3 separate regions of the Homo sapiens genome follow, and all the other regions are linked to region 2. Evidence: chromatin loops called from intact Hi-C (ENCODE). Cell type or tissue: IMR-90. All regions are shown on one strand.

The links. Peaks named below come from ENCODE experiments on the same cell type or tissue, not always from the same donor. Only the 100,000 strongest peaks of a DNase experiment are listed, where the experiment ranks them.
Region 1: a loop joins it to region 2, with 4 times the contacts of the local background. A loop is called at or near these places in 3 of 110 quality-filtered maps.
Region 3: it touches region 2 in a loop (2.9-fold over the local background); 2 of 110 quality-filtered maps call a loop at or near these places.

The regions. Positions count from the first base shown.
Region 1 is chr16:66,262,579-66,270,578 of GRCh38, reverse strand. No RefSeq gene overlaps it. Among named protein-coding and RNA genes, the nearest start is that of CDH5, 100 kb to the left of the region's middle. In IMR-90, no CTCF peak of the experiment used is centred here; DNase peaks (open chromatin) are centred at 2,148 and 3,798; H3K27ac peaks cover 3,381 bases.
Region 2 is chr16:66,148,355-66,156,354 of GRCh38, reverse strand. No RefSeq gene overlaps it. Among named protein-coding and RNA genes, the nearest start is that of CDH5, 210 kb to the left of the region's middle. In IMR-90, no CTCF peak of the experiment used is centred here; a DNase peak (open chromatin) is centred at 3,244; H3K27ac peaks cover 3,580 bases.
Region 3 is chr16:66,021,894-66,029,893 of GRCh38, reverse strand. No RefSeq gene overlaps it. Among named protein-coding and RNA genes, the nearest start is that of CDH5, 340 kb to the left of the region's middle. In IMR-90, a CTCF peak has its summit at 3,467; DNase peaks (open chromatin) are centred at 883 and 1,173; H3K27ac peaks cover 693 bases.

The DNA.
Region 1 (8,000 bases), 110 kb before region 2:
CGGCCTCCCAGCGAACCCGGACCCTGCGCTGCGCTCCCGGTTCGGCGCTGCCACCCCCAGCCCAGCCCTGGCGGCCCGCTCACAGGCCCCGCGGGGAGCACCCGGTCTCCTGCCGAGCGTGGGGACCCAGCTGAGATCCGCTGCCCCTCTGGCCTCAGTTTGCGCTTCTGCAAAGTGGCACCGCCTGCCGCCCGCGTGGCAGCTCCTCAGCTCGAGGCCTTCAGGTTTCTCTTCTCAGTCACTGGGCCCTGAACTCGGTGCCGCACTCAGCCAGATCCCGGCTGAGATCCCTCTGATCTCAGCACCAGAGAAGGCTGCTTTCCTCCCTCCCTCCTTCATTTTCTCCCCTTCCTCTCCCTCCATTTTTCCTTTCTTCCACCCTCTCCTTTCTCTCTTCGTTTCCCTCTCCTCTGCTTCTCCCTCCCTCCCTCCCGTCCTCCCTTCCTTCTTTTCTTCCTTTCTCCCTCCCTCCCTCCTTCCTGGGGCCTTACCTCCCCCCTCCCTCTCTCTCTCCCTCCCCTCCCTCCTCGTCTCTCTTCTTCCCTCCCTCCCTCCTTCCTGCTTTCCGTTCTTCCTGGGGCTCTCCCTCCCCCTGCTTCCCTGTCTCCCTCCCTTCCTCTTCTCTCCCTCCCTCCCTGTCTCCCCTCCCTCCCTCTCTCTAACTGCTGGTTCAGCAGAGGACTCTTGGTTTGATTCCGGGTCTCCCCTCCGCAGAGGGGACCTGCTTTCCTGTGCAGTGCAGGGTCTATCCTGCTGCCCCCAGCCCCCTCCCTCCCTCCCTCCCTCCCTCCAGGCATCTTTGACTTGATTGTTGGAACCCTGAACTCACCTTGGGCCGCAGGCCGCAAGTTGGACAAACTTGTTCTAGTGTGCTGTCAACAATGAGAGGGTCATTTCCAACTGGAGGGTGACAGATCACACAGAAATTCGGGCCTCCCCGTAACCCGAGTCCTGAGCAGGGAGTACCCTCTGGAAATACCAGCTAACACCATGTCTCCATGAAACTGACCAAGGAGTGAAAATCATTTCTTTCTGAAAGGGACGCTACACATTCATCCTTTTAAAGGCAGGGATAAAATATGGAAAGGGTCTAAAAGTGCTGCATCTCTCTGCCTCCTTGACCCCAGCCTCCCAGTTCCTCTTCCTGCAGGCAGCAATTGGTACAAGCTTCCTACATAGCTTTCCAGATACTCTGTGCAGAGAAAAACGTGTCAGGCCATATGTCTCCTTTAGAAAATATAGCACCGTAGACAGGCTGCTCTATACCTTGCTTTTGACTTAAAATATATTTTAAAAATGTATCTTAGAGACTGTTCAATATCACAATATGAGGTTGATCTATCTCTAGCTGAGTGGTGAAGAGGATGTCTCTGGGAGCACTACCTGAGCTTGAACTTGGGTCCTTCTCTTCCTGGCTGGTGACCCTGAGCAAATTACCTAACCCTTCTGTGCTTCTGTTTCCTCATTAAAAATATTAATACTATGTATTTCTTGAGGTCATTGTGAGCATTCAAGGACATAAACATTCTGCACAGGGCCTGGCACATGGCACATGCTCAATAAATGTTGGTTATTAGGATCCCACCTTGTTTACTTTATTTTTTCTTTTTGTTTTGAGACGGAGTCTCGCTCTTGTTGCCCAGGCTGGAGTGCAGTGGTGTGATCTCGGCTCACTGCAACCTCCGCCTCCCCAGCTGAAGTGATTCTCCTGCCTCAGCCTCCCAAGTAGCTGGGATTACAGACACCCACCACCATGCCCGGCTAATTTTTGTATTTTTAGTAGAGACGGGGTTTCACCATATTGGTCAGGTTGGCCTCGAACTCCTCACCTTAGGTGATCTGCCTGCCTCAGCCTCCCAAGGTGCTGGGATTACAGGCATGAGCCACCATGCTCTGCCATTTACTTTAATTTTTAAAAATCATGATTTAAACAGGAAATACTGTGCCCTGTAGTGACAGTTGCAAATGTAAGCTTTGGAGACCATCCTGTATGCTGGCTTCACCACTTGCCAGCTGTGTGTCTTTGAACAAGTCGTTTTTCAACCTCTCTGGGCCTCTGCCTAACCCATCTATAAAATAGGGATCATGAGTCTAATCACTTGTAAGGTTGTTGGCAGGTCAGATGAGGTAATAGATACAAAGACACTTGGAGCAGTGCCTGGCATGTGAGGAAGATGACGGCAGTATTAGAAATAACAGCAGTTAAATCCTCCAAGCACTCACCACGGGCCGGATACGGGAAGCATATGACTTTGCTCGGGCCTCCAGTACCTGTTCCATCTTTCTTGCAACCTTATCAAGCTCTCCCATGTACCTGGGACTGTTCAATATGTTCTATGCCTCTCTATGAAAGGGGCTACTGTATTATCTCCATTTTAGAGAAAAAGAAACTGAGGCTGAGAGATGTTGAGTAACTTGCATAAGGTCACACGTGCTCATAGAAGTCCAATGTATTATGTGTCTGATTCCAGACCTGGAGATTATGTTTTTTGCCCTCGCTGGGGCTTACGAGAGGGCCTACTCCTGCACTCTCTCCTTCCCCTGTCCCATTCCCTGTCCTCCTTTCCCCGCTTCCCTCTTCCTCATGCACCCTTCCTTCTCTGCTCTTCCTCATCTCTTCCCCCTCCTCCTTCCCTCCTTTTCCTTTTGTTCTCTTCTCCCTCTCCTCTTCTGCTGCGTTGCTCTCTTCTAACTCTCATTCCTTCTGTCCCCTCTCCCCTTGGCCAGAGTCCAGACTCAAGGGCTGATATCTTGTTGCCTTCGGGGGGACCCAGGCAGAAATACAAGAGCAGCTGCCCTTCCCCTCAAAGGACTGACCTACCCCAGGCCCTGCCAGACCAGCCCAGCAGGCAGTGTGTGTGTGTGTGTGTGTGTTTGTGGGTCAACCCGCATATATGTCAGCTTGTGTGAGACTTGTGTGTCTACGATTGTGCCCAGTTTCTCCATGGGTATGAATGGTTGTGTGTGTGGTTGTGTGTGTGTGGGGGGGGGGTAACAGGTCACGAGGTCCTGACCTGCCTCAGCCAGGGCCCCACCTGTGCACAGTGGGAGCGACTTTCAGCATCTGTGCCCCACCCTGACCACCCCAGATGGGGCTGACCGGCCGGGTCCTGGCCACCCAGTTGTCTGGAGCCTGAGGAAACTGGGCTCAGTCTCAGGCCTCAGGCTGGAATCACCCAGACCTGCATTTCCCACTGGTCCAGTTGCTTCTTGAAGATTTCTGAGCTCGTTGGGCTTATCCAGAAGTGGGCTGGTAACATCTGCTCAACAGGACCCTTGCAGGGGTCCTAGGAGAGAAGGTGTGTAGGAAGGTATGTGGCTTGTGGTTTCTGCCTGGCCACCTTACGAGGATCCAGATGCAGGGAAGAAACCACAGCCCTGTGGTCTCAGAGGTCTCTGCCTGTTCAGACCCACGGTCCATGCCTGGCTGCAACGTGGACACATACGCTCCCCCACAGTCCAGGAAAACCCGGTCCCTAAGCTGGGCGAGTTCTTCCTGTGGGGATCAGAGCCAGTGAGCATGCCTGGACAGCATGTGGGATGGGGTGTGAGTGCTCAGGGTCAGCCCCGCAGAGCCCCGAACGAATAGCCCGATCTTTCTGGAGCGTTTCCTGATGGGGTTTGCGAGGAACGTCTGCTGGGAGGTGAGTGGGGGTCCTGGGAGCCTGCTGGCCCCGAGGCTGAGCTGTCACTGCTGGGCTCTCCAGTGGTGGCCGCCAGGGCAGTTCCTGGCCGGCCCACTGCATGCACATCTGGATGCAATTGTCTGCAGCTGCTGGGGCGAGGCGTAGGCTGCGGTCGGGGCTGGATGCTACACTTGGAGGGACCTCACGGGGTGGGGGTGGGGTCTGATTGCTCAGAGACTGAGCCGCCTACTCAGAACAGGGAAGGAAGACCAAGGAGAAACAAAAGAAAGGAAGATGGATGGGGCGGTGGTGATGGGGGCCAGGAATGTCTTTTTGTTCTGAAGAACATTCTGGCTTTTCCCAACAAATCACAAAATCCAAACGGGGAAGCTGTTTTAACTCCAGTCACACCCATGTCTAAATCAAGCAAACATACCACACACACATGTTTTTGTTTCTAAACTCATCAAAGGAACTTCAGGCCTGTACAGGGTCCTAAAAATACATACTGAAAACTGCTCGTATTCCAGCCTCTCCTGTGCTTTTTTTTTTTTTCACGACTGAAAAATTTCCGGCAATTTTTGACATCCCTTGCTCTGACCTCAAGCAGCAACAGGCTTTATCTGATAGTGTCAGTGTTCAAATTCATTGAAGGCTGGTGGGGGGTCCAGCAGGGGAGAGGACAGGGGGTCTGTGGGGTGAAATGGATTGTTCTCTGGTCACAGAGGATGGCAGAACCATCCAATTCCACCCCTTCTTTTTTTTTTTTTTTTTTTTTGAGATGGTGTCTCCCTCTGTCATTCAGGCTGGCGTGCAGTGGTGGGATCTTGGCTCACTGCAAACTCCGCCTCCTGGGTTCAAGTGATTTTCCTGCCTAGCCTCCCGAGTAGCTGGGATTACAGACACCTGCAACCACACCCGGCTATTTTTTGTATTTTTAGTAGAGACGGGGTTTGACCATGTTGTCCAGGCTAGTCTCAAATTGTGACCTCAAGTGATCCACCGGCCTCGGCCGCCCTAAGTGCTGGGATTATAGGTGTGAGACACTGCACCCGGCCCCACCTCATCTTATAGCTGGAGAAAATTAGCCCAGATAGGACTGGTGACCTGCCTCAAGATACTCAGCCAAGATTCACCCCGAAGTGACCCAGTGCAGTGGGCTCTGGGCTCAGCTGTGTCCAGTAGTTTGTGTTACAACCTCTACAACTTACTTCCACATCAGAAACATGTCTGATTTGTGATGGAGGAACTCGGAGGCATTACAGTGGGACGTACCCTGTGCGGCTGGCAGAGAGCAGGCCTGGCTCAGCACTCCAGGACAGGGCCTCGCAACTTCCTTTCCTGCTATGTGTTGTTGGGGATAACTCACCTGGCCCCTCAGCTCCCCATTTGGAAGTAATAATAGTAGTAATGATATTAACATTTGTCATTGAATGAGCACTTACTATGTGCACTTCTCCCATTTCATCCCAGCTGACCTCACAACCCTTTCAGGTGGGTACAGCTATATTAGCTTGACTCTGCAGACGAAGCAACTGAGGCTCAGGCAGTTTAAGTGGCTTGTCTAAGACAGGGAGGCTGTGGTTGAACCCAGGCTTCTACCCTTCTCACTGAGTGCTATGCCCCCTGCCCCACAGGCTTGAGGTGAAGGCTCATGGAGACCTTTGATGGACAAGATGAAAAGGCCTGTGCTCCCCGTTCGAACAGTGGGGCCTGGTAGTGATTGGGGCGCAGATGACCTGGGGTAGACCCCACAGGCTTGAGGGGAAGGCTCATGGAGTCCTTGGATGGACAAGATGAAAAGGCCTGTGCTCCCTCTTCCAACAACCAGTGGGGCCTGGTAGTGACAGGGGCACAGATGACCCTGGGTAGAAATTCCCTCTCTTTGTGCTTCCTCCATAAGCCCTCCCTTCTCCCCTGGAGTCCCATGGCCTCTGCAGCTGGCCTGGCCCCTCGTGCTTTCCGGAGCCCATCAGCATTCCAGAGCCTTGCAGTGTGGATACTTTAGCGCCCAGTCAGGAAGCAGTGAGGCCCACGGGCAGTCTTATCCCGTGTTCTGCCATCCCCTACCATGGCCTGGACCGCCAACCGCTCATGTCTCTGCCAAGGCAGAATTAGGATGCGTAGCTCCTGCAGAGAGGGCGGATTTAACCAAGGCTCCCGCTGGCTGTCCTGCCCGGGCCCTTCCAAGTGGCTGACAGGAGGTCGAGGAGAGGGAACCCATGGCCGGTGTCCACGACATTCCGGACAACAAGGACATCGTCTCTGGGCTGGCTGCTTGCTCCCCCATACTGGGAGTAGCTGGAGGCTGGCAGGCACCATGCTGTCCTCCAGGCTGGCTCAGAGTGAGCACTTCATAAATGTCACTGACTGAGTGAGCGGGGAAGGTGGGGGGACTTCAGGAACACTCTTCCCTGGACAGGGAGCTTGGTGGGAGCTGTGAGGATTGCTCTGTGCCCACTAATGGGGACTGCTTCCTGCTGGTGACAGCTGGCATTTTTGTGGTTTATTATACTAGGTTTTTGGAAAATTTTCCCCTCCCTGGACTGGACATTTATCTATTATAGATAAGATAAGGGGAATCAAGTTAGAGAAGGTTACATGACAGTAATTGGAGGGGGCTCAGCCCCTCTATGGAGCAGCTGGGTGATTTCTGCAGTATATTTTGTTCTGTGGCACTTGATGAACAGCAATTGGAGTGATTTGCAGGTTTGCTTTCTGTGTGGCAGGGTAGAGTGGCCCATGGGGTGGGATTCTGGGCTTTGGTTGTGGTGAGGTGACACTTGTGGGTGGAATGCTGGGGCTGGTGAGGGTGGGACCCCTCTGCCCAGAGAATCCCAGGCCACTGGCTTCTCCCCTAGCACCTGTTGATGCCCAGCTCCAGAGTGCTGGGCAGGGCTGGGCTGGGCATGTGGCATTGGCAGTGAAATTGGGCTGGGCTGCGTTTTGGCTCCAGGTTCCTTACTCTGTTTATAATGGGAAGCATAGAGGTGGGGCCATCCCACCTCTGTTCTAGGACTGCAGACTCTCCCGTCCCACTCCCTTATAATACTGCCCCTGGTCTCTTCCTCTCTGGTATGGCAGGGAAGCCGGGCAGTCTGGCCTGGTTCCACAAGGTGTCATGTCAGGAATCTGGGGACATCATGGACTTAGGACAGGCATGAGAAAGAGGCCTGGGGCTTAAGAGTTTAGTACCAGAGGCTAAAGAAGTCTGGAGCCCCTTGAAGGAAATCCCAGCTCAATAGACACGGGGTTTTTATCTGTTTCTCCTTTAATGAGATGCTCATTCACAAGGCAAATGTTTGCGCCAGAGGCATTGAAGCAAGAAACTAGGGGCATACAGGATATTCAGGTTTGCCCTTCCAGATCATTCTCCATGCCACTGTGTGCCGGGAGCTGCAGGCCATTGTCTGCGACACCTGGGTTCTCATCCTCTGGTCTCTGTGTCAGTTTCATGGGTGGGGGGTGGCAGCAGGAGGTTTCTTCCCTGCCCCTTCATGCTGAACTGTGGGTTAACAGTGCCTCCTGAGATAGCTCCAGCTCCCTCCAAGGTCCTATTCCCCCCCATCTCTGGAGGCTGAGGGGTGGAAACTGCTTTTGGCCTTTGGAGATCTACCTCCCCTTGTGGGTTTGCTTTAAGCCTTCTGTAAACACTCTTCAGTGGGTTGAATAGTGACCTCCAGAAAGTATGCCAACATTCTAAGCCCCAGAACCTGTGAATGTGACCTTATTTAGCCAGAGAATCTTTGCATTTGTAATTAAGTTTAGAGATCTGAAGATGAGATCATCCTGGATTATCTAGGCGGGCCCTAAGTTATAAGACAAATGTCCGTGTAAGAGACAGATGAGAAGACACAGAGACACAGGGGAGGCCACCATGTGGAGACAGAGGCAGAGATTGGAGGGAGGCAGCCACGAGCCACAGAACGCCTGGAGCCGCCTGAAGCTGGAAGAGGCGAGGAGGGATTCTCCCCTGGAGGCTTCCTGGCTGGCGATCAGGGTCCTGCCCCACACATGGATTTCAGACATTTGGCCTCTAGAACTGTGAGCTCATACATTTCTGTTGTTTTAAGCCACTAAGTGTGTGGTGATTTTTTATGACATCTCCAGAAACAGATACAGACAGGTCCCTCCATTGAACTCTCCCCAGTCACCCTATCCAGGTGTGCCAGGAGCCAGGCTGATGGGGAAGGGTGCCATCCAGAGTACATTTAAGGGCTGGGGAGTGCCCAGCACCATGTGTTCAAGTCCCCAGGAGAGGGCCTTGAGCACAGGCCCAGGGATTTTGTGGTGAAAACAGCAACCATAACAGCTGAGGCAGGTGCTAGGAGGCTGTGCCCTCATCCCCTAGGCCCACCTGATGCTACCTGCAGT
Region 2 (8,000 bases):
CTGCCCAGGAGGATTTGAAAACTGCCCTTCCTGGAGGCAGCCCTGGTGAAAATTCCCCTCTGCTTGCTCTCAGCCAAATCCACTAGCAGCCTCCCTGTGCAGGGCCACCTGGGTGAAATCATAGAGAAGGGACCGTGCACTGAATAACCACCCCCTCAGTAATCTCTGGATCCCTTTACTAGAGAGAAAGAAGACTGGAAACCCAGGCACCGTTGAACGAGCTAATGTTTTGACTCACACTCACTTATATTAAGGTATAAGTGACAGATGTAAAGTTATTCAACCCTGCACTGAAAAACCCACTGCTTTGGTGGAGATGAACAGCAAGATGAAAATGCCTAAAAGCCGAGAGAGAGAACTGAAAGGGGTAAAAAGGGACACTGAAGAAGAACATTGGTGTAGGGAGGGGTAGGATGGGCACTAAGTCAAACTTCCTTTGGGAGGTGATGTGGGTGCTTTGAAGTCAGACTGCCTGGATTCAAAACCTGCTGCTGCCATTTGGCAGCTGTGTGATCTTCAGGGTAAAAGTTGGATCGTTCTGAGGCCAAGAGAGTGCAGTTGGCTCTGTTCGTGAGATATTCAAATACCTGTGCAGGACCAGAAGTGGGGCTGTCTCCCCCCATCCGAATGCCTTCTCCTGTGACCCCTAAAACTCATTAGCATCAATACCAGGAGTTATGTTTTCTTTGTTTTCCTGCAGGGGTATCATCGAGTAGAGCCCAGTTAAACATTTACTGAGTTCTTCCTATGCTAGGGCTCTGTACTAGGTATTGTACGTAGGGAAGAAAAGGGTGCCATTGGTGGAACTCTTCAGAGACTGCAGGGAGAGCTCTGGGTTAGAAAACACAGGGCATGCAGTCTGGGAAGGTCATTTCCCCTCCTTGGGATTCAGATCCATATGTAATAGGGAGAAACCAATATCATCTCCTTCATCGCATACTGGGGGACTAACCAAAAGGGCAGGGGTGAAAGGGCGTGTGTAAAGGCCATCTGCAAACAATGAGGCTTTAATTATGATTGAACCATTGGTGTCCACTGAAGGTCATCTTTGATAGTGTTCCCTGTCCCCGTCAAAGCTCACTGGGGTTTCCACAGGATGACTTGATGGGAGACGTTTGACCAAACTTGGCTTGTCTTGGGGGACTGAGCAGCTCTCCAGCACAATTCCTTGGAAGAGAGGGGCCTGTTGCTATTGTCCATCAATGGATTCTCCACCTAGAGCCAGCCCTCTACATTCCCATTCTGCGGAACTGTATCCTGCCTGAAGAATTGCTAACCATCTGGCCCACGCAGCCACATGCCAGAGGATTATCTTCAGTGTGCGAACAGCAGAGATTCAGAGGCTGGGAGGAAGCATTTTAATCTCGACGAGGGAGGCGGTGCAAATGGTTAGATACCAGAAGACCTCAGTGCGTCCCTTGAGAATCTGGAAAGTATTCTTATTTTAAAAATATCACTGACTTTTGCGATTTCTGAGCCCAGATGCCCCTGTTGAGCTTCCTGATTATTTCTTCCTTGAGGGGTTTTTTTTTTTTTTTTTATCATTATGGTCTTAACTTCAAAGATGACCTGATTAGCTGCCAACCACAAGCTTCCTGGCAGAGTGGGGAGCTTTCCCCCTTCTAGCCTGGAGCTTTCAAGGTGGCTGGGGCAGGGCATTCTATGTGCCATACATCCATGTGCATATATACACACATACCTATATGTGACTTTCCTCTCTGGGAAGATGGGAAGGCCTCAAGCTTGGCTTAAGAGTGCAAACCGGCCAGGTGTGCTGGCTCACGGCTGTAATCCCAGCACTTTGGGAGGCTGAGCGGGGTGGATTACCTGAGGTCAGGAGTTCGAGACCAGTCTGGCCAACATGGTAAAACTCTGTCTCTACTAAAAATAAAAAATTATCTGGGTGTGGTGGCACACGCCTATAATCCCAGCTACTTGGGAGGCTGAGGCAGGGGAATTGCTTGAACCCAGGAGATGGAGATTGCAATGAGCTGAAATGGTGCTACTGCACTCCAGCCTGGGCAACAGAGTCAGACTCTATCTCAAGAAAAAAAAAAAAAAGAGTGCAAACCACATGAGCCAGTTACTTTCATGCAAAGGTATTAATGAGGGTCTACCTAGAGCAAGCATGGTGCTTGTTAATGGGGGGAACAAAGTCATTGCTAGTAGATGATGACCAAAGAGTGATGGGGAAAGAGGTAAATACATGGTTGATGACATAAGAATGCCAAAGAAATGTCCCCAAGCCTGCTTGGTGTGTGGCTGGAGGAGAGGCATTGGAGCAGATCCTTAAAACGGGTTGGAGGCTGTAGGTGTGGAAAGGGCACACGGACATTTCAGCAGGGGGTGCAGAGTGGATGAAGAGAGGCCTGATCTTGGTGAGAAGTTCTGGTGTGTACCGAAGAGGCCAGTGGTAAAGGAGTTTGTGTGTGAGGCTGGGGAAGGGGTAGAGGCCAGACTGGGAGGGCCTGAAACACCAAGGAGGAAGCTGATGCTGTCAAGCCTGCATTTTGGAAAGACCTACTGTTTGAACACCTCTTGTGAGGGGAAGCTCAGTACCTCTGGGACAGCCCGTTCTACCTTCATCTGTGACCAACACAAAGTTCTTCCTGTGAGCAAGCCAGTGCCTATTCTTGGCCTTGGAGATGCCTGCAGGATAAACCTATGCCATACTTGGCCCTTCCATCCCTGTTTTAGACTTAACAGAATTCTGAGCGTTTGTTTTTTTTAGATCAGCACTATAATTTCTTTTTACAGTGACCATTGTAATAGTTAGGCATGTGCACAGAACTTCTGGAACTTTCTATCAATGACCTAGGTTGGCCTACTATAGGCAACATCATCCAAATTCATCTTCACAGTTTGCCTAGGGGCAAAGAGCTTGGGGTTTGGTGTTCGACAGTCCTGATTTTGAATCCTATCTCAGCTATTTTGTAGCTTCCTGGCACTGAACAAGTGACTTTCTTAGAGTCCAGCTTCCTCAGCCTGCCACAGGGGGTTACTGTGAAAGCCAATAACACAAATAACACATACAAATCACTCTGCTCTGGTTAAGGGGTCTCTCTCTTCCCAGGCAGTTGAGAGGGAGTTTTGGAAGATTCTTGGGCAGTGCTGTCATTGAGAAGATTCCAGAGCCCCTGACCTCTTTTCAATCCTCTTACTCCCCTCAAACCTGTTTATGTGTTTTCTGATGAAAACAGGCTGCTTGCGAAAGTCTTGCTCCTGTTTCTGTCAGCGTATTCATTTAAGGCCTGCACTTTTGATTCAGTTTCTGGTGGTTCAGGATTTTGAGCTATGCATTTTGTGGGTTTGGTATGCATGCGAAATATGTATTTTGAAGGCTGCTTTGGTCTGTTTTTAGACAATTCAAATATTTGGATAGTGCATTCCTGTCTTGCCTCTCTTGCCTGTGTTTGGGGGGCCCTGGGATTTGCTCTCCCTGAGCTGTTGACTCTGGTTGTCTCAGCCCTGAATGCCTCCCAGGGTCAGCCTTGCTGGCCACAGGCCTGATTGGGAATCTAGAGCCACCCAATGTTAGAGAAAGGAGACTCCTTAAGGATCACCCAGTTCACACCCCTCCTGTCATAGATGGAGAGATGATGGCCCAGGGACCGGGGTGGGGGTGGGGCTTGTCTAAAGTCACAGGGCAAATGGGAAGCAGAGTGGGTGACACACCCCTCTGCTGGCACCATGCAGGGCGCTGGGGGTACAGGTACTGTTCCTCCCACTGCACTCACCCTCAGGCCTGCACATCTTTCTGTAGGTCCACAACCCCATCACTTATTAATACCCAGGCTGCCTGACCTGCAAATACCCAGAAACTCAAAGCCAGTCAAACAGACCATTGTTTTCTGAACTCCAGTCCTTCTGCCTGGGTTCTGGCTGAGGGGAGCGTTGTGCTATGGTAATGCTCAGGAACCCTGCAAGGAAGGTGGTGAATTCCAGCTGCTCCCTCTCTCCTCTTGGCAGAACATGCATGTCTGGGACAGAGGAGGGAGCAAGAGAAGGATAAAGGGGCCCGTGGGCCAAAGCTTTTACTGGTGTCTAGGGTGATCCCCAAACAAGTTTCTTGTGGGGTGTGCTCTTTAAAACACTTTTAAAAATTTTGATGTTTTAGAGACATGGTCTCACTCTGTTGCCCAAGCTGGAGTGATCATAGTTCACTGAAACCTCAAACTCCTGGGCTCAAGCAATCCTCCTGCTTATCCCGGCTTCCTAAGTAACTGGGACTACAGGTACACACCACCACACCCAAATAATTTTTAAATATTTTTTACTGATGGAGTCTTGCTATGTTGCCCAGGCTGGCCTCAAACTCCTGGCCTCAAGCGATCCTCCTGCCTAGACTTCCCAAAGTATTGGGATTGCACGCATGAGCCACCATGCTGGACCCCGTGGGGTGTTCTAATTGGTGGGTTTGGGGCAAGCAAGCATGATTTCCGTGGGGTCATCCCTGTGCCATGCCATCTGCAAAGTTCACGCAGGGTGTGGGGGTCAGTGTGGCGAGGCAAGGAGGTTGTGTTTAGCTATCTTATAGGGAGGTGGTCACCAGGAGGTGGATGTATAGGGCAGGTATCTGGATCCACCCCTTTGAGGAACTGGGAGGAGGCAGAGAACTGGAAACTGTGTCCTGGGTGAATGAACCCTGCTTCTGGTCTGAGAAAGTTAAGCCTTTATAATGCTACAGCAACATAAAATAAGAATTCATTCCAACTCTGGTGGCTTTGCTTCTCCCGGCCTTGGCTGCCTGGGCCACCTACTAACCAACAGGGCACACAGGGAGGGTCCCCTTTCCCTTGCTCTGGAGCTTCCTGTGGGGTCCAGCTAGCCTCTGCTTGCGGTCCCACCCTTGCCGGGCCCCTTCCCTTCCCTGCCCTGTCCTTCTCTCACCGCTCCCTCCCAAGAGCGTTTCCTCACTGCCTCAGTGCATCCAAATCCTGCCCTGCGCTCTGCTTCCAGGGAATCTGCCCTAGGTCACTTTCCCTTCTGCCCTTTTTCCTTTTTCTTCCTCATTTTCTTTCTTGCCAGAAAATCAGCTGAATCAGGAGAGTTTAAATCAGGGGAGTGGCCAGCAGCACTAGATGCAGAAGGCAGAAACAAAATCAAAACGAAAGCGTGTTTATTGGCTTTGGCCTTTAGAAAGTTTATTGGTAACTCCTAACAGTCTAATTGAATATCAAGGAACAGTTAAACTTCACCTTTCTCCTTTACTGCTGGGCATGTAAATCTTAAGGAAACAATCTTTAATGGTGGGAAAATGCCGGGCAAGTCAATTCCTTTGTCTTAGCCTTAGTTTTTCCACCTGCAAATTAAGGCTTTTGAGCTAGACGATCTATCCAAAATTCTGTGATTATACAAATGTATTCTTGCATAACCTTATGCAAGTGAGAACATTCCTGTTTACCAAGCTTTCAGTTTGTGGCCTAGCACAGTGCTGAGCAGGGTGGGGTGAAGTATCCATTTCCCCTCTCACAGCCACCTTGTGAGACAGGAAGTGTGTTACTTGTAATTGCTGCTTCACTCATGTGTCAGTATGCCAAGGCCTCCCAGGTTTATGTCTCCAGCCTGGATCTTGTCCCTTGAACCAGTTGGGATTGGTCTGTTTCTTCCAACCATAAAATCCCTGACCATGAGAGCATTAAATAACCACAGTGGGGTTAAAACCAGCATGGGAACTCTAGTAGACATTGTAGAATATGCTTCAAGATTATCCCCAACAAGGGATGAGGGAACTGGGGTGTTTATCCACCAAGTCTTGTCCATTATTGGTAGAGAGCTGCTTCTGGGAGGTACCAACTCCCTGGCACTTCTGGTCTGCCCATGTGAGCTGAGCATGGTCCAGTGACCAGAAAAGGCCCTCAGGCAGAGTTGCACGTGCTATAGTGGAAGCTGTAGGGTCTGCATGCTCAGGAGTGGTAAGGACTGAGGGAATATGGGCATGGGTGTGATGCTGGCAATGGCTAGAAGGTCTGAGGGCTGAACCCTTTGACATGGGCAAATTAGAAGGGACAGTTTTGCTTGTGGTGCAGGTGGTTCAGATGGTGCAGAAGCATATTAACAGCTGCATAGCAGGTTGTTAGAATGGGGAAGAGAAGGATCAGAACTGGAGTGAGAATGACTCCACAGTGACGAGAAGACAGGAGCAGGGAGAGGAGGGGAGCGTGGGGTCAAGAGAGAGTGTCCTCAGTTTAAGATGGGGGACTCAGGAGCAGGCACAATTGGGGGTGAGGGAGTTTTGGAGGAGGAAGGACAGGAAGCCATGAAGCCTCAAAGACAGAGGAGAAGTCTATGGAGCATGGGGTGGGATGGGGGCAAGTATGGTGCAAACATACGTGGAGTGGCTGGTTTATGGTCAAGACAGGGAAGAAGGGAAAGGTGGGACCAGTCGATGGTAGACATTTTTAGGGGCATACAGTTGACATCAAGATGAAGGAGTGAAGAAACAGGGTAGGAGGGCCATTGCCATCATGGCCCCATTTCTGTGGTCACTGGTGAATCATGAAAACCCAGACCCAGAAGACCCACATGGTACCAAAAACTTGGGTTGGGGTGGCAAATTTCTTTGCAAATTCTGGGACAAATAAAAACGTCCCCTTTCTAGCTAATTGCATGTTTATGGATCTAATTACCAAATTACAATGATGAAAGAGAGAATTCTTCAGACTTCAGGAAGTAACTTAGAGTGATAAATATCTACTCCTTTTCTCTCCTTACGTCTTAACTAAAAAAAAAAAAATAGCAAGACAAGTTGCTTGTATCACGTAATGTTCTTCATTTGCTGCTCCGCTATGGTTTTCAAAAATGGCATGCTGAACAAGTGTATTAATTCGAGTTTGAAGTCCTTTTGTACTAAAATATTGAGTACAGGAACATATAAAATTACACATTTTTGTTGTCTGTGACATAAGTTATATACCCAGACTGTCCAACATGACAGGAGACAATTTCATTTTCCTGACAAGAAATAAAGATGCCTAAACAGCCTGATAGTTAACATTATGAGTTGCAGTTAGACACTGGAACACTAAATTTGGAGCATGATAATAACTTTTCCAAGTGCCCAACTTATCTCCCATGCCTGCCAGCACGTGTACTTCTACATAGTTTATGGTTTTAATATGATTCTGCAGGTTTGTCCAAATCGTATTACAATGAATTCCCTTTCAAAGAAGATCCAGCTGAGTAATGAAGAACAATGTTTGCATTAAACTTAACGATGGATTTCTTGGGCTGAAATGAAACACTTGGATCTCTTGCATTTTGTTAGGTAGGGATAGAGAAGCTAATCAATTTGGTCATGTAAAACAGTTTATGACCTTTCGAACTCTGTACTTAACCACTGGAAGAAATGGAAATTTTCTATACTTTATTTTGGAAGAATAGAGTACCAATGGCATCAAAGATTTTATTCCAGAGATAGGAAGAGCATTCCATACACAATCACACACATGACCATCTCCTCTGTAATTGATGAGGTTATTCATTGCACACATGCACCTGGATTCCCAAAGAGCTCTTGGAGATTCTGCACAGTTTATTTAGGATGTGAAATCCCAGGATGATAACTGGGGGCCAGGAGGTGGGAAAACCCAGATGTGAGGTGGCATTGGTCAGGTGGAAACGATCTAGCAGCCAAGAGAATGGGCTTCCTGTCCCGGCCCTGACATAATGCCTGCGTGGACTTAGGCAGTTTCCTCCTTTGAAAAAATGGGAAATCAGAGGGTTAGAAAGTGCATATCCCCAAGGTTCCTCCCGACTCAGATATGCTAGGATTTTACAACGCTAGATCTGATTTCTGCTGCTTCTTGGATTCTTCAGAAAGTGGGAGGGGGGCTTTTAATGAAAAATCCAATCACACACTTTAGCGAGGCTCACAGATGAGGCAAGGGGAGTCAAGGGGCAGAAGAAAATAGGAGCCCTTCTAGGTTTTTTATTGTACTTGGGAGTTTCAGTTGGAAAGGGGCCTTTTCTTTTAAAAGCAAATTATTTGTAATGGGAAA
Region 3 (8,000 bases), 130 kb after region 2:
CAGAGTGGCAAATCAATGACTTAAAAGACTGATCCATTATGAATACTGAATAGTACCATATCTTTACTCCCTTCTCATATAATAGTATTATACATCCGTACCCCCTTGCCATATGACTTTGCAATATCTATAGGAAAGGTAGTGTACTTATCTCAGTCTCATTTCTCATTGACTTTGGACATGACCATGAAGCTTGTTTTAGCCAAGAAAATGCTAGTAGGTGTGGCAAAAGCAGGTTTTGTTTCTTTCTTTTTTTTTTTTTGGAAACAGGGTCTCACTCTGTCACCCAGGCTGGAGTGCAGTGGCACCGTCATGGCTCACTGCAGCCTTGACCTCCCAGGTTCAAATGATCTTCCCACCTTAGCCTCCCAAGTAGCTGGGACTACAGGTGTGAGCCACCACACCTGGTTAATTTTTGTATTGTTTTGTAGAGATGGTGTCTTGCTATGTTGCTTAGGCTGGTCTTGAACTCCTGGGCTCAAGAGATCCTCCCACGTTGGCCTCCCAAAGTGCTGGAATTACAGGATGAGCCACTGTGTCTGGCTTAATTGTATTTGTGGAGTTTTGCTCAGACTCTTGCAATTCTGCTATTTGCTATGAGAAGACAATGCCCGTATTTGCTGCTGGTCTTGGAGAGAGACATGGAGCACACCCAAACCTGCCCCACTTCCCCAAAGCCAGAACGGTAAATCTACAGACTTAAAAGCAATAAATGATGTTGCACCACTGAGAGTTTGGACTTGTTACATGGCAGTATTGGAGAAAAACATCTGCCTGTCATAGGCATCATCTGGGAGCTAGGGCTGTGTCATCTTTGTTTCTGGCTGTCTCAGATCTTAGGCATGTAGTAGAAATGCCAGAAACAATTTGCTGAATGGAAACAGGGACAGGGAGGGAGGGACTCTGGTGGACTTACTGTGTTTGGTTGACACTCTGCTCTCAGTCTGGGTCAGACTCCCACATTCAATCCATCACCAAGCCCAGTGGAATCTGCTGCCAAGATATAGCCCAGATTTGTGTGTGCAATCTCACAGTTGTAAGGTATTGAATCAAATTGTTATGCCACTCTACAAACAAAGTAAAAACACTTCTGTCCAGTCCATGGATCCTGAATGTGCCCTTCCTCTAAGCCCCTGACATTGGTTAAAACGTGAATGGGAGGATCCAGGAAGGCAGAATAGCAGTCAGCCTAATGGCATATCCTGTTCCTTGGAGAGCTCCTTTGGTCTGTTGAAATAGTTCAGATCTGACCAACAGAGCACTAGACTGAGAACTCAGGGTTTTGAGTTTGCATCCTGCTGCTAGTTTGACTTACTCTGTGACACTGAGTAGATCACTTTCTCCCCCAGTCCTTAGTTTTCCCATCTGCATAGTGGCTTTATCACTTACAAGCTGAGAAGGTAAGAATCTGAGAACAATTCACTAAACCTGTCCAAGTGTTAGTATCCTCATCTATAAAATGAAATACTGGCCAGGTGTGGTGGCTGACACCTGTAATCCCAGCACTTTGGGAGGCTGAGGCGGGTGGATCACTTGAGGCAAGGAGTTCAAGACCAGCCTGGTCAACATGATGAAACCCTGTCCCTACTAAAAATATGAAAATTAGCTGGGCGTGGTAGTATGTGCCTGGAGTCCCAGCTACCCGGGAGGCTAAGGCAGGAGAATCGCTTGAACCTGGCAGGGGGAGGTTGCGGTGAGACGAGTTCACACCACTGCACTCCAGCCTGGGCAACAAAAGCAAAACTCTCTCTCTCAAAAAAAAAAAAAAAAAAAAAAAAAAAAAAAAAAAAAAAAAAAAGAAATACTGCTGCTCATCTCTCCAGGTTAAACAAGGATGGAATAAAATGACAAATGCAGCCAATAGTTCGCTGCCTGGATGCACAGTCCAGTGGATGCTGCTGATAGTTTTTTGTTGTTGTTGTTTATTTCTGAGGCAGGGTCTCCTCTGTCATCCAGGCTGGAGTATGGTGGCATAATCATAGCACACTGCAGTGCCCAACTCCTGGGCTCAAGCCATCCTCTCATCTCAGCCTTTTGGCTAGCTGGGACCACAGGCATGCATCACCAAACCTGGCTAATTAAAACATTTTTTTTTTGTAGAGATGAGGTCTCACTATGTTATCCAGGTTGGTCTTGAACTGCTACCTCAAGCAGTCCTCTTGCCTCAGTCTTCTAAAGTGCTGGGGTTACAGGTGTGAGCCACTGCCCGCTACTGATAATTACTAACAACAATAGTAGATGGAAAATGACCGATTTCAAAGCAATGCCATAGATTAGCATGACCGTCTCCAGTGAAATAAACTTGCTTATAACTATCTTGAAGAAAAACAGAATAATTGATTCACATAACTTGAAACGTCAGGGGTTGAGCCAGGGCCTCATATACATTGTGATCTCTCTCACTTTCCTTCTCTATTTCCCTCTGCTTTCACCCCCAGTCCCTTCTTGCCTTTGCCTGGAGGATGCCCTTCATACCTTTATAGAATGTGATTGGCATGAACCCAAACCGAAATAGGACAGCTTTCCTTCCAAGCAATGATTCTGATTGGCTGCCCTTGGACCCATCACTGTTGCTGGAGGATGAAGAGCCACATGTGGCTGTGGCTGGATGTGAGCCTTGCACTGTAGCAAGCGTGTGTGGGGTGTGCTGTCCCCAACATTCTCTCCAGAACCCAGCAGCATGAGGGAGGTGTGGCTCTCTAAAGGAGACAGGCTGGGCTGCCCCTGAATGCTCTGCCTGACCTGCCTGGGACAGTGTGCAAAATCCTCAAGCCACTTGGTTCGTGGTAGATTTCATTTGGCAATTCAAGGTGGGGGGATATGCCCATAGACCTCTTTGCTGTAGGATGACTAGTATAGACTGTCAGGGGGATAGGAGGACCAGGTGGATTCAGCAGCAGTGATGTCTTAGATGATGAAAGGATTACACAGCAATTTGCATAAAAGCAGAATTGTCTGACATACACATGTGCAGAAAGCAGAGGCTGGATATTGTATAACATAATAAGCCAACTTGTGTTTACATGGCTGGGGAAGGCCTCATGCTTCTTTGTTTTTTATTGTGGTTGTTTTGTTTTGTTTTGTTTTAAGACAGAATGTCACTCTGTCGCATAGGCTAGAGTGCATTGGCATGATCTTGGCTCACTGCAACCTCTGCCTCCTGGGCTCAAGGGATTCTCCTGCCTCAGACTCCTGAGTAGCTGGGATTACAGGTGGCACACACCACCACACCTGGCTAATTCTTTTGTATTTTTAGTGGAGACAGGGTTTCACCATGTTGGCCAGGCTGGTCTTGAACCCCTGACCTCAGGTGATCCAGCTGCCTCAGCCTCTCAAAGTGCTGGAATTACAGGTGTGAACCACCATGCCCGGCCAGGGCTCATGCTTCTAAATGGAAACGGGTCAGCCAGCAGCGCATCCCTTGTCCCTGCTCTGTCTCCCATTGCCTTTCCCTATGAATCCTCTAGGTGGGGCCTCATCTCTGCCCCTTTAGACCTGGCTCTTCTTTTCTGGCATGCCACCTCTCTCTGCCTCCCTCCTGTCCATGTCCTATGGAGCTGCAGGCACAGCTGTTACTGCGTTCCCCTGTTTACAAGCCTCTGCGGATTCTTATTACCCATCAGAATAAAGTCTCAGAAACTTCATTATTTTCATATAAAATCCTTACTTTGCCCTCTTCTCCAGACCAGAATAAGCACATGTTGGAATATGATTCACCTGGATTTGAGTCTTGCTGCTTCTTTCATATGATTTTGAATTGGACATTCATCCTCTCTGGAGCTCAGTTTCTTGTAAAGTGCAGTTAAAATCTTTCTCTTCTCTCCCTCCTCCGTCTCTTTCCTCCTGCTCTCTTTTCATTCTCTTCCACTCTATCTCCCCCACTTTCCCTCTCTCTGCCATCTCCCTTATCTTCATTCCTTTCATTCTCCCCTCTCTTCTACTTTCTGTCACTTTCTCCACTTCTCTTTCTCCATTTCTCTCTCTCTCCTCCCTTCCTCTCTCCCTCCCCTGCACATATACTCTACAGTGATGTCTTGAGAATCAGGTGATAGCACAAATCAGAGCACCCAGAGAAGCAGAGGTGTAGATGGGAAACTCAGCATGTGCCTGTTGCCTAGTGTTCTCTGTTGCCTTGTACCTTTGTTGTGTAAAACAACATTTGTCTGGACTTAGCCCTAGGTGCCTGGTACAGAGCTTGTAAAACTCTTGGATTCCTTCCTTCCTTCCTTCCTTCTTTCCTTCCTTCCTTCCTTCCTTCCTTCCTTCCTTCCTTCCTTCCTTCCTTCCTTCCTTCTTTCTTTCTTTCTTTCTTTCTTTCTTTCTTTCTTTCTTTCTTTCTTTCTTTCTTTCTTTCTTTCTTTCTTTCTTTCTTTCTTTTTTGAGACAGAGTCTTGCCTGTCGGCAGACTGGAGTGCAGTGGTGCAATCTCAGCTCACTGCAACCTCTGCCTCCCAGGTTCAAGTGATTCCCCTGCCTCAGCCTCCTGAGTAGCTGGGACTACAGGCACATACCACCATGCCTGGCTAATTTTTTTGTATTTTTTAGTAGAGACAGGGTTTCACCATGTTGGCCAGGATGGTCTCAATATCCTGACCTCGTGATGGACCTGCCTCAGCCTACCAAAGTGCTGGGATTATAGGCATGAGCCACCGTGCCTGGCCAACTCTTGGATTTCTTTAGTGATAGGAGTATCTTTGTTACGCAGGATCCCCTTGGATCACACATGAGTTTATGCTGAGATGAGATGACTTGGGCTGGAGGCTGGTCACCAGGAAGACCAATCAGGTGGTTAGATTGGAGCTTGGAGCCAGCCTTACTTCCAGTAAGGTGAGGGAGGCTGGAGATTGAGTTATCAATCATGTCTATGTAATGAAACCCCAATAAAAACTGTAGACACTGAAGCTCAGTGGAGCTTCCTTGTTGGTGAATACACTGATGGGCCAGAGAGTGACAGGCCCTGATTCTACAGGGAGAAGGCACGGATGGATGGATGGATGGATGGATGGAGGGATGGATGGAGGGACGGATGGAGGGATGGATGGAGGTATGGATAGGTGGATGGATGGATGGATAGGTGGATGGATGGATGGATGGATTGGTGAATAGATGCATGGATGGATGGAGGGATGGATGGATAGGTGGATGGATAGGTGGATAGATGGATGGATAGGTGGATGGATGGATGGATAGGTGGATGGATGGATGGATGGATTGGTGAATAGATGCATGGATGGATGGATGGATGGATGGGTGAACAGATGAGTGAATGGATGGATGGATGGATGGATAGGTGGGCAGATAGATGGATGAGTGGGCAGATGGACAGGGAGAGGGCACGAAAGCTCTATATTCAAGACCTTCCTGGGTCTCACCTTGTTGTTTGGCTGGTCCTGATTTGTATCCTTTATAATAAAATTGTAGTAATAAGTATAGTGCTTTCCTGAGTTCTGTGAGCTATTTTAGTGAATTATCAAATCTGAAGGGAATACTAGGAGCCTTCACATTTGTAGCCAGTTGGTCAGAAGGGCAGGTGATGTGGGACCCCACTTGAGCTGGTGTCTGAGGTAAAGACAGTCTTGTGGAGGACTGAGCCCTTAGCTTCTGGGGTCTGCACTATGGGTGGTTAGTACCAGAACTGAATCACACTTCACGATTTTAGGGTGAAATAGAATAATCTTCCACTAGACTGCCCAGCTCTGGGCTCTACTCTTGTGACATCCCTTTCTGTCTGGATTGTTCCTCTGCTCCTTATTTGACCAGAAACTCTTATTCACCCTGCAAAACTCAGCCCAGATGCCCAGCTCTTAGAGGTTTTCCTTCTCAACTTCTTATTACGGAAAATTTCAAACATATGCAATTAGGGAGAATAATACAACCAACTCTCATACACTCATTGCCAGCTTCAACAAGCACCAACTTCCTGTTGTTCTTGTTTCATAATTTACCACCCCTACCCCCGAACTTTCAGAGACTCCTCATGGTCTCTGTAATGAGAACCAAGGTGCCTTCTGGGGTCAAGGAAGTGAAGACTAGGCCAAGGTCATCCTTCAGGGAGTGTGGCAGACCTGGGGTTTAGCTGCCTTGCATCAGTGACTTGTATGCAGAGGAAAATGAAATGAGAAATGCACTTACATAAAATCTGAATTGGCATGACAAGCAGATTTACAGAGAGAACTGCGTGTCGTTTGAAATAATAAGACCAGCATTGTTTAGAAGGCAGCAGATGGGAAAGAGCACACATCTTGTCAGCCAGAACTCGGGTTTATCTAACAGCCCTGTGTTAGTTCAGTTCACCAAATATGTCTCCATGGGTGAGGGGATAGGGTGGGCTTCACACCTACTCTGGAGGCTGGATATTAGCAAACAAGTGGTCATGAGCAGGGGAGTGAGGAAGGGTTGGGAGGAAGGGTGGGAAGGAAGGGGCTTCCAGGGGTTGCTGACATATCATCTCTCCTCTTAAAGATTTTTACTCTACCCTTTCTCTCTTCCTCCATCCCTTCCTCCCTCGGCTGCCTGTGGAGCTCTAGCCATGCCAAAGCCTGGGCTGGGAGGTGGTGATGGTGGTGGTTGTGATGATCATCATGATAAAGATGATAAGAATATGTAATAACAAGCACTTACATTGGCTTTAGCGCGTGGCAGGCACAGTTCCAAATGTTTCACATGTGCTCACTCATTTCATCTTACAAAAAACCTATCAAGGTCAATCGTTACATTATCTAACTTCCAGAGAAGAGACTGAGAAAGAGATGAAGTCACTTGCCCAGAGTAGCAGAGCTACTAGACATGCAGAGAGGAATAAGGCACATGGCTGCCAGCTTGCATGGGCTCCCACAGGCCAAATTTAGATCAATTTTTGAGTGTCAAACAGAACAATACTGTATTCATGAGTCTATGGTTGGTAATAGACTAGGGGAGAGAGAAAGAGAAAGAGAAAAAGGGAGAGAGAGAAGGGATGGGGGAGGAGAGGAACTCTTCTTTACAGAAAAATGCCAACTAATCAATGTAGACAGAATGAGAAAATTATCATTTTTCAACCTCCAGTGCAATAATATCTTCAAGCAAGGAGCATAAAGGATGCTGAAACTGTCAGGTGAAAGGTGCTGGGGAACAGTATATCCTTATGGTTTCAAAGCATCACCCCGCATGTTAACTAGAAATTACAAGGAAAAAAATGGACCTTTACCAGTGGTGAGACCTGACATTCACCATCTTAACTAAATGATCAAATGTAGCATCACCAAAAGTCAGGACATCTGACATTATGAGCTTTCTTCTATGATACAGTAATAAGTTGAAGACATCATCTACATGGTTTTCTCACTAAAAATGTTGCTCTGAATCTAATCACAAGGAAACAAGTAGACAGATTCCCATGTGGGACATTCCATGAGACAACTGGCTCGGACTCTTCGAAAAAACAAAAAAAGCCACTGCCACAAGAAATAAAAAGGGTATAGATGTGTGTGTCGTGTGTGTAGGTTTATGTGTGTGTATATGTATGATGTGTGTAGGTATGTGCATGTGTATATATGTGTTTGTGTATATGTAGGTGTATATATGTGTGTATATGTGTGTATGTATGTGTGTATATGCATGTATGTATGTATAGGTATGTGGGTATATGCATATGTTTGTGTATACATGTATGTGGGCATATGCATGTGTATGCATGTAGGTATGAGTGTACATGTATGTATGTGTATATATATGTATGTGTGTGTTTTTCAAGGAAGAGCTCTTACACTTTAAGATGTATACAATTTCCCTGGAGATCTTGTTAAAATGCAAACTCTGGTTCAGAAGGTCAGGGGGTGGACTGGGGTTGTGCCTTTCTAACAATATCGAAGCTGATACTGCTGCTGCTGTTGTGACGACCACAGTTTGAGTACAGGGGTCTGGACTAAGAGAGGTTGGAGAGCATCACCACCAGATTCAATGCATGGACTTTCATTGGTCTTAGACTCAAATAAAACTATGAAGGACACTGCTGGAGCAAT